Linked DNA regions of Homo sapiens: region 1 is linked to region 2. Evidence: read pairs that join two places in POLR2A ChIA-PET (ENCODE). Cell type or tissue: OCI-LY7. All regions are shown on one strand. Links, peaks and the distances in the headings refer to the core of each region. The heading gives the core; the rest is flanking DNA. Region 1 has its middle 12 kb from the start of MGP. Region 2 overlaps ERP27 (endoplasmic reticulum protein 27).

Region 1 (5,391 bases), core at 163-5,162, 54 kb after region 2:
ACATTTTTCAGTCTTGTGGTTGCATCTTTCTTATCTACCCTTCCCTTGTCAGCTCCATGTTGAAAAGCCAAGATCTATCATGACTTAACTACTCAGTTTATGACTTTACACATTCTGAGTAATGGGAAAGCAGAAGTAGGATATACGAACCTCTCTTGGTGGTCTCTGAATTCATCCTAGGACTGAAATTGGCCCCAATATTTCTGAATTTAAAATGAAACCCCGGCCCATCCTCAAGAACGTTAAAACCAGGGACTACATTATGAGATTCATCTGTTAATTCCTTTAAAGAAATGAGCTGGGTGACCTGTTGGGAGATTTTTCCATCTCTAATTTTTCTGAATTCAGGCATTGAAAGCTAACCAACAATTAAGAAAGCCAGAAACATAAGTCATCTGGGGTTGTTCAAACAGGAGGTTAAGCTTTGAAAAATACTGTTCAAGAAATGTGCTCTTTGCTCATTTGGTTAATACAGTAGGCTTTCATGGTGTTTGCCTAGAAACCCTCTGACTCCTTTACTTTGGGTAGAGCAATACACGAAATTTGTCCCTACCCATTTCATCTAAGGATAATGACTACTTCTTGTGACCACAAACCTATAATAAATAAAGTAGGAAAATAATTTGTGTACATTGATGTTTTCTAAACATTTTGAGAGAGAATTTTCCTCCTTATGAGGAGTCTTGGAAAGGCCTAAAAGATAATAATTTTGTATTATAAAAGTATTCCAAGAAAATCATAAATGTTAGTACTTACTCCTAGGAGTGAATTAGACTTCAAACACAAGAATATACCAAAGAAGAAATTATAGAGCTGAAAAAGAGGAGATAACTTTTTCACTATCCTGGTTAATAAATTTCTATAGAACAGCCACAGGATCCAGAAAGATAGGTCTAGAACTACAAAGTTTACTAGAAGCATATGGGCAATCTGCACCCATCTCTTTGAAAACATAAAAGAGAATTGGAAAAAATATAACGCAAATTTAGTTCAATGTTCCCCAAACAAGTATTCCAGTAATAATACTCCAGTCCAGTGTGCTGCCAAAATTGTTCTATGCCCAGACAAGTTCTATTGTCTTTATATATCTCCTCGTAGATATATATATATATATATATATATATATATATATATATATATATATATATGTTTAATATACTAAATGTAATATATCAAATCTTCTGTGTGGTCCATAAGTAAAGGAATTTGTTTGAGTCTGTTTAGCACAGGGGTTTGCAAGATACTTTGACAATACAATGTTTTTATCAAGGGGCATTGACCAAAATCTTGCAGAACACTATTTAGAACCATTAATCAAGCCCAGCCTCCCACTATTTCTTTCTACAGCATTCCTAGCATTCCACCTACGTGTATGTAACATTTAACAAATATTTATCATATGCCTACTCTATGCCATATGATGTGGCCAATGTAGCAGATGGTCATTCAGTTTGTACTTGCAAACATGTGTTATGAAGCGCTCTAGGCCACATGATGCCCTAGTTTTTGTATATTGAATAAATTTAAACATTTTGGCCTTAATTCTTCTCTCTCAAACGAAACAGAATGAGTCTATTCTACTCACTCATTTCTCTGCTCTTCTTTTCAGTCTTCCACATTGGATATGTTGCTCAGATACCTTCACACTCCCATGCAACTTTTTCTGATTATATCCTAATTTATCAGTGTCTGTCTTGCAGGACCCAATGTGAAGCACAACACATTTTCTGATAGTCTCAGAGTGCAACTAATTATGACTGTTCATGATCCAAGTCTTGTTGCACCTATGAGGAATCTAAGACTGTATTTGCTTTTCTCATAGTTGCTTCTCACCAATGCCTTTGTTAAAATCTTCAGGTATTTTTAACATAAAGCACTAGCAAGTCACATCTTTCCCCATGCTGTACTTGTGAGCACATTTTATCATCTAAATGCAAAGTGTATTTTATCACTATCTAAATGTCATCTTGTTGAATTCAATAGTTGAGATAATTTCATCATTCATTTTATTAGCTATCTGTTGGAGATATGAATCTCCTGAAAATTTGATGGCAATGCCTTTGTGTATGCCTTTGAATAAAATATGTTAACCAATAGGGATTAGAAACAGATATATCAACAGCAAAGGCCAAAAGGGCCAGGTGAGGGAAGGCCTGGGAAGGCAGTGCCAGGGAGAAGTGCTCGGCACTAAAATTCACTTCAAAATTAATTGTATTCACTGCTGTTTCACAGGCGTCCTCATTAGTCTAGTCTGCTATATCAGAAATCCCAATGCAGATTTAGGAAGCCAGTAAATTTGTCACATGCACTATGTATGGTCAGTCAATTGGCCCTGCTAGCTCTGTTCCCTTATTCAAAATGCCTAACAAGTTGCCAGGTGATGCAAAATGATTAGCTAATATATTATCCAGTATAAAACCAGCTAACTGGACCAGAAGGACAGAAGGTAGAGGAAAGCTCATCAAAAGCTTACAGTGAATCAGATGCAGTGTCCTGTATGCAATGCTATTTATAGGACTTCCCAGGCCAGGCTTCCTCACTCTTCCCCACCCTAGAGCTTTGAGTCCATGTTAGGGAGGTTGTATCATGAGCTTTGGCATAGAGGGCCTGACATCAGGTCAGTCTGGTATAGAACTATGACAACCAAAAAAAAAAAAAAAAATCTTGTCTAATCATCCAGACTTTCTCATTCTAGAAAAAAAAAAGTTAGACAAATTAAATTTAGCAGAGTTTATTTGAGCAAAGAAACAGTTCATGAATCAGGCAGCATTCTGAAGCAGTAAAGGTTAAGAAAGCTCCATTCAGCAATATGAGCAGGCAGTATTTATAGACAGAAAAAGGAAGTGACGTGCAGAAATAGCCTGATTGGTGACAGCTCTGCATTTGCCTCATTTGGACATGTCTAAGCAGTTTACAGGCCCTGATTGGCTGAAAGCTCAGCTGCTATGATTGGCCAAAACTCAATCAGTCATGACAAGAATATACTCACTGCAAGTTACATTGCAGTGTATTTACATATTAAGTTACAGTTTGCTACATATGGTTACATATTAGGTTACAGTTTGCTACATATGGAGGCAGCTTTAGGCCAAATTTCATTTAATTTAACACTAGTGTCTCTTTTTCTATCTACTCCCTTCCCACCTACAGACCAAAACAAGCTGCCTTAGTCTTCCCAAGGAAATGTCTGCTTTGTAAAAATGGAATTTGGAGAGAACCATGTTGACCCAAAGAAACTGGCATCAAATAGTGACCCTAAAGCTAGCCCAACAAGCTCTGGAACAAGATTCTTTGGAGCATGGGCCTTCAAGTACCTTTCAAATCATATTATAAAGTAGCAACCTAGGCTACCAACTCGTAAAGACGTTCTTTGCTGGCTGAACAGCAATCCAGGTTTCTCAAGCTGTCAACCAAATGTAAGGGAAAAATAGACCCAGACTGACATGGTTTCTGAGAGATTCCTCAAATGAAAAGAAACGTGTAGTTTATCTGGACCCCTCAGAATTACCAGTTCCTGGAGAACCTGCATTTGTCCAGGACTGGATTGAAGGAGAAGCACACTAGGCCTAACCACTAGAATGTCAGTTGCAGACTTGGACCTAGAATAGAGATGAGGTGTGTGGGTGTACATGTGTGTTTGCAATGAGAGAAAGAGGAGACACAATCTCAGTGAAGTATAACCCTCCTCTGACCCAGCTCAGTAAACACCCAATTCTTCACACAGACTCTACTCATGATTCTGCTCTAGCAGCCCCAGGTGTATAGTGTTAACGTCTCATTTTTAAAAACGTATGTACTTCTAGTGCTGTCACATAGACACTTTATTTCCACTGGTTCTGACTGCATCTATGGGGAGTAGGAACAGTATTGTCTGCAGTCAAGAGGTGTGGGAACAAAGTCAGGTAAGTTAAAGTCACTAAAAGCAAAACAAGCACTGGAACTCAAATGTCAATATCTAAACACACTCTTTGCTACTAAAGGTAAAACGCTTGGAAAGTCTTTTTGCAAAGGGAAGACTAGGGACACAGAGCAATGTGTGCAAACTGATCAGACTTGAAACCATATAGAAAAGAGAAGACCCAACCCTAATGCTAGAAAACATGTTGAGAATGAAAACCTCCTTTGCAATCATCTTTCATTTTCTAATAAGACTTCCATGGAAATCACAAAGTCAAAAGTCACAGAAGTAACATGAAATCAGTCTAAAAAGCATTTTTGAGTGGTAGAGAGTCGGCCTCTTGTCTAGAACAAATTAGTTCCCTTGGATAAAATTAAATAATTCAATTTTAATTTTGCAAGAGGGAAAAATAAACCTGTGCTTCAAAAATATTTACAGGGTTTTTTTTTTTTCCTTTGCACTCAGTGACCTGGAAGATGAAAAGAAGGCCCTGAGCCAAACCAAAATCTGTCCATGGTTTTCCACAAGCTGGACTGGGTTTGTAAATGTTGCAGTGAGAAAACTTCAAAGTCATAATTTAGGTCTGTGCTGCCTGGTATACACATACCTTGCAATTTTAAACATTGCATGATTTATTTCCTTCATGTTAAAAACAGATATTACTTGTAGAGGCTAAAAAAGACCTTGATATGATAAAGTGAGTTTTTAGATATTCAAACTCTAGAATTGGCCCTACAAAGTCTACAATGTTTTTCTAGTATCCATATTCATAAGCCTCTAGGTTTCCAGGATCTTTCATGAGAGGCCACCCTGTAGCACAGTTAGTGTATCTACCAAAGATGCTTTCCTGGCTTTGCTAATGCTGGTACACACAAACCTGGGCTTTCAAAAAGAAATGACAAACTGCCTTCCTTACGGCTTCAACTGCAAAACGACCTGCAGAATAAGTTAGGATGGGTGGATGCACTAAAATGAAGGCTTCTCGATGTTCCCCATTTGATGGTGACACTCTGCTTTTTTTCCACAAGTCATCATTGGCTGATGTTCCACTAAACATGCACTCTTTGAGAAGGATGTATTAGAATGGTTACTCCTTCCTGAAAGGGCATGAAATGTAAATCACCTTCATCTCCACTTGTACTTCTCTAAACCTAATTGGGACTGATTTTCAGTATCTCTTTTCATGTCTTCTCTTTGTGCCCCAGTCACTGGAACCAAAGAGGGCCAAAATTGGAAGAGTAGACCCTTTCATTTGTTTAACATTTTCTCACACCATAATCTCATGTAACCCCACTTCTCCCTTTAGAAAGCTTAGGTGCATGTGTCTCTTAAGTTAGTATGGTCATATATATATCCTGCTCATTTCATGGCTCCATTTTACAGCCCAGAGATGGACTCTGGAGACCAGGGGCACTGTATCTAGAAGAGAATAAATACAAAAAGGAAAGGGGCTTAAAATTAAGCTCCATGACAAATGGTGAAAGAAATGAACT
Region 2 (5,391 bases), core at 273-5,272:
CCTTTTACAGTTATTTATTGGGTAACTATTATAAGAAATTTACCTCACCAGACAAAGAGAATCAGAAGAAACTCGTGCATGAGAATAAACTGATAAGAAATGCAAGAAGATATGTCAGATTATAAAACATTTTTTATTTTATTCTATTTTATTTTATTTCATTTTACTTTAAGTTCCAGGATACATGTGCATAACATGAAGGTTTGTTATATCGTGTACGTGTGCCATGGTGGTTTGCTGCACCTATCTACCCGTCACCTAGGTTTTAAGCCCCGCATGCATTAGCTATTTGTCCTGATGCTCTCCCTCCCCCAGCCCCCTATCCCCCTACAGGCCCTGGTGTGTGATGTTCCCCTACCTGTGTCCATGATGAAACTTTTTTTTAAAGTATATATTTATTAAATATATGATAAGCTGAACAGCTTTAAAAAAACAAACCGAGGACGTGAGGACCTTTGTTTAACAAATGATTTCTCAGTGCCACCAAAGACATTTAATACTATAACTGTGGCATAAACTAAGACAATTTTAATACATTTTATAAAAATCTGGGTTGTTAGAAAATTCCATGGGAATTCAAATGAATATAGCTGAAATACTAATGAACAGAAAATGAGTGATTGGTATGATGTAGTGTCTACAACAACAAAAAAAATCTACTTCAGATACTCTTGAGGAAACTCAAAATTATGTTTTAAGGTAGCAATATTTCCAGTTTACTATTTCTGTTTTTCTTCTGCTGCCTCTTTTCTCTGAAATAAAAATATGATATTTTAAGTAAAATTCTTTCCATAAAACTGAAAAAAGACATTTTAAAAGGTTTTTCCAACTCTTGGTTCCTGGGTTGGATTTTCTTTCCAGTGCATTATGCAAATAATTCCCTTTACAGAGGGAGATTTCCTGTTCAAATGTTGCTTCCAGAAACCCTAAACATGAATGTTCCAGAGTTTATTAGTTTAAGAAATAATGAAAGATCGGGCATGTTTTCTTAAAAGAAGTACAACAAACTGGAGAGACTGCAGGAGAGTGGCTTTTATTAAAGCTCTTTTGCTTCTTAGAGAATGTTATCACCACTTAACATCCTCTGCCTCCAATTTAGTGCATTCTTTAAGTCCAGAAACACCCAGAGTAACTGGCTTTTCTTGTTCTCCCTGTTCTGGGAAGTATGAAGGACTGCCCGGAAAAGAGTACAGGGAGGGGGGGATTCTTGATCCATGCACAGCGATGTGAGCTGAGGTGCAGGCACCAGACCTAGGAATTCCTAGAAAAATAGTCAGGAAGCATTTAGACACATCAAATGTTAAACGAGTCCTGATTATGATGATAATGATGATGATTTTGGTGGTTGCAATAGCAAAGCCTTAAGTATGAAGGAGACTTGCCAGCTGGAAATACAGGTCGGTAGCAGCATTAAGTATCTAGAGGAGCTGCAAATATTATTTTTTTGTGTGCTCATTTTATTTCTTTACTCATTCGTCTTGATATGGGCAAGGGAAGGGGAAGGAGGTGGTAGGAGGGTGGGCAAGGATCTACCTAAGACCTTTTCTCTTGCTTTCATGTTTTGTTTTGTTTTTTCCCAAGCTTTCTACTCAAAACTTTGTGAATTTTTAAACAATTAAATATACACAAGGAGTTCATTTTTACCCTGTGGTTTTGATTTGTTTCAAAATTCTTTTTTAGAAATACAAACTTTTCTGTACCTCAACATTTATTTATTTCATAAATTTAAATTGTATAAAGCAGTCCCAAAATAAAGAGTGCTTAAATTGTCATCTGAATGAATGGCTGCAATTTTATGCCTCAGTGCATATAGCAGGCACTCGGCAAATAATTATGAAACAAATGGATTGGAAGAGAATGACTAGATCTATCCAGAATTAAAATTAACCATAAGGGGTGCATTGTGCATCTCCAGAGTTCTTATTGCTTTTAGTTACCCCAATGGGAGACCCTCTTGAAGAAAAGAGGTGAAATAGGAATCATCACCGGGATGACAATAAAGAGCAATCTTAGATTCTTGCTGTTTAGTGACTTTAATTTCCCTTTGCCTGAATTCCCTCCTACCTTAACTAACATGAGATTTGCTTCTGATCTTACTGGGTAGACTAGGAGAAAGTACCTTGGGGAAAAAAGGGTGGTTCTGATCCAAGGCAAGATCTGATTGGGCAGGACCTATACAGATAGCACATGGAGGGGAAAGGGTTAAGGAGATGTCCAAGAGCAGATGGCCTAAGGATCTCAAAAGTGATGCAAACTATTGTAGGAAATGGACAAAATTGTTCAGGAGCTGATACTAATAATTTTATCTATAGGCGTGGATCTATCTATGGATGGTGGAGGCACTATCTTTGTGTCTTTATGGGTATGAGTAGATTGGGGTGAGGAAATAGAAAACTGAGAACAATGATTGGAAGAATGAAGTCCTATCTTTCAATATATCTGAGTGTGGTGGAAAGCTTGTTCTGAAATACAAATCTGGGATAATGGATCATGTAGCTAGACAATCCTTTCCACCAAAGACTATTTTTAAAAGTTAAAATGTGTGTGCATGAATGTGTGTGTAAGTGTGTGTGTGTGTGTGTGTGTGTGTGTGTGTGCCTGAAGGCATTAGAGAGCCAGTAAAAGAGGGAAAATATCTAGGTCAAGATCTGGAAGAAGATGAAAACCAAAAAAGATGAACCCTGCATTGAGGACTGCTTTTTGTCTAGACGGCTTTGGTCAGTTCTAGAAGCAGCCAAGAAGCTAAGAAATAAATTTGCATTTTGAGATCCTCAGGAGTTGAAAATTAAATGTTGGAGTCCAGGCCTCACAAGGGGAAATAGGAGGTGAATCTAGTACAACACCTTTCACATCCCCTTTGAATCCTACAGAGCTGTACCTAAAAACAGGAATGAATCATAGTAGATAAGCCCTCTCAAGGGCTGCAGCACAGATGCAAATCATTTCAGCCCCTGAAATTGAATTAGAGTGATTTTAGATATATATATATATATACACACACACACACATGCACACACGCACACACACACAAATATACACACATACGCCTACACATATGCAAATATATATACATGTGGAATATGCATAATCCACTCTTAGCCATGCCATAGTACATCTAAAACTTAACAAAAGATAAAATGTTAAAAGAAGTCAGAGAAAAGAGAGACTATCATCAAAATACTCTCAAAGGGACAACCATAAGGTTCACAGCTGACTTCTCAATAGCAACAGTGGAATGCAGAATACAAAGCATTATATCTTTCAAATACTGAAAGAAAATCACTGCCAACGTTAGAATTCTACCCCCAGCAAAAACAGCCTTCAAAAATAAAAGGTGAATAAATATATATTAAACAGCCAAACGGGGAGAATTTGTCACTGAACACCTCCATCTCATACTAAGGAAAATAGTAAAAGGTCTTCTCTAAGCAGAGGAAAGAAAACCCACACAGAAGCTAAAAAATACAGGAATAAATAAAGAGAAGCTAAAATGCAAATATGTGCATAAATGTCAGTGTATATTGAAGATATAACAAAAATAATAATATCCTGTGAGATCTGGAACTAATCATGTGTAAGTCTTGAATTAGAGCCAGAAAATTGAATTTAAAAGAGGTAAACTGTATTTGAATATTCTAATGTTTGCATTGTCCAAGAAGAAGCTGAAATTGCCAATTAATATTAGGTTCTGAGAAGTGAAAAAAAATGCATGTTGTATAATGTATTCTGGCAATCCCTGAGAGAATAATTAAAGCCTATGTAACTTCTAAGCCAATAAAGGGAAAGAAGAAAATAATATAAAATACTCAGTCAATTCAAAAGTAGGACAGAAATAAAGAAAAATAGCATTTGGAATACATAGAACCAATGGAAAATGCATAATTAAATACACCAGTAATTTCATTTCGTGGAAATAATCCAATTAAAAGACAAAGATTATCAGGCTGGATTGAAAATTGCAACTATGTGCCTTCTACAAGTGACAAAAGTAAAACACAGGATGGAGCTATACCATGCAAACACTTCCAAAAGAAAGCTGATATGAATATATTAATACCAAACAAAGTAGACTTTTAGGCAACAAGGATTCCTAGAGAGAAAGAATAACAGTTCATAATGACAGTTTCAATTTGCCAGACAGATTTAATAATTCTAAATTTGCATTTATCAAATACATGTACTGATACTATATAAGCAGAAACTGACAAAATTGAATAAAAAGATGGCTAAAGCCACAACATAATAGAAAAATTTAACACCTTTTTTTTTTTTGGAGACAGAGTCTTGCTCTGTTGCCCAGGCTGGAGTGCAGTGGTGCAATCTTTGCTCACTGCAGCCTCTGCCTCCCAGGTTCAAGCGATTCTCCTGCCTCAGCCTCCTGAGTACCTGGGACAACAGGTGCATGCCACCATGCCCGGCTAATTTTTTGTATTTTCAGTAGAGATGGGCTTTCATCATGTTGGCCAGGATGGTCTCGATCTCCTGACCTTGTGGTCTACCCACCTCAGCCTCCCAAAGTGCTGGGATTACAGACGTGAGCCACTGCGCCAGGCCCCAACACTCTTTTAAATAAAATAAGCTGGTTTTAAAAAAAGAAAGATATAGAAAATTTCAACTATAAAATTCACCAAGTGACCTGATAAACATTTATAGAATACTGTATTCAAAAGCTGTAAAATATACTTAATTTTAAAGACACAAATAATACAAATAAAATATAAAAATAAAGCTAGAAATCAATAAGAATATAACCAGAAAATCTTACATTTTAAAATTAAGAAATACACTTCTAAATAACTAATAGTTTAGAGAAGAATTAAGAACAAAAAATTAGGAAACATTTTGAACTGAATGATAAAAATTCTACATATCAAATTTATGAGTGCATTTAGAGCCTTCTAAGGAGGAAATGTATAGATTTCTATGTATTTTTTGCTACTTACAAATTTAAAATTGGCCAGATAATAGGATTTTATATCTTGGAAACATAAAAACATGGAATGACCCTTAATTTATGATATAACTGAACCCCATCACTTACCCAAAGTTAGCCTTTGGGTCAGGGGGTTTCCTCACTATAGTTCCTTCCATGGTTTCCAGAAAGATGTTAGTGAAAAGGGGTCCTGATCCAGACCTCAAGAGAGGGTTATTGGATCTTGCGAAAGAAAGAATTCAGGGTGAGTCCACAGAGTAAAGTGAAAGCAAGTTTATTAAGAAAGTAAAGGAATGAAAGAATGGCTACACCACAGGCAGAACAGCCCCAAGGGCTGCTGGTTGTCCATTTTTTTGGTTATTTCTTGATTATATGCACTAAGCGGTGGATTATCCATGCCTCACCTTTTCAGACCATATAGGGTAACTTCCTGACATTGCCATGGCAGTTGTAAACTG

Evidence for each region. Peaks named below come from ENCODE experiments on the same cell type or tissue, not always from the same donor. Only the 100,000 strongest peaks of a DNase experiment are listed, where the experiment ranks them.
Region 1: POLR2A ChIA-PET joins it to region 2 with 7 read pairs; 4 of 35 experiments call an interaction of 5 or more read pairs at or near these places.

What each region holds. Positions count from the first base shown.
Region 1 is chr12:14,871,095-14,876,485 of GRCh38, reverse strand. No RefSeq gene overlaps it. Among named protein-coding and RNA genes, the nearest start is that of MGP, 12 kb to the left of the region's middle. In OCI-LY7, for the core only: no CTCF peak of the experiment used is centred there; a DNase peak (open chromatin) is centred at 2,875.
Region 2 is chr12:14,924,951-14,930,341 of GRCh38, reverse strand. All of the region lies in intron 3 of ERP27 (endoplasmic reticulum protein 27), which reads left to right. Among named protein-coding and RNA genes, the nearest start is that of ERP27, 11 kb to the left of the region's middle. In OCI-LY7, for the core only: no CTCF peak of the experiment used is centred there; no DNase peak of the experiment used is centred there.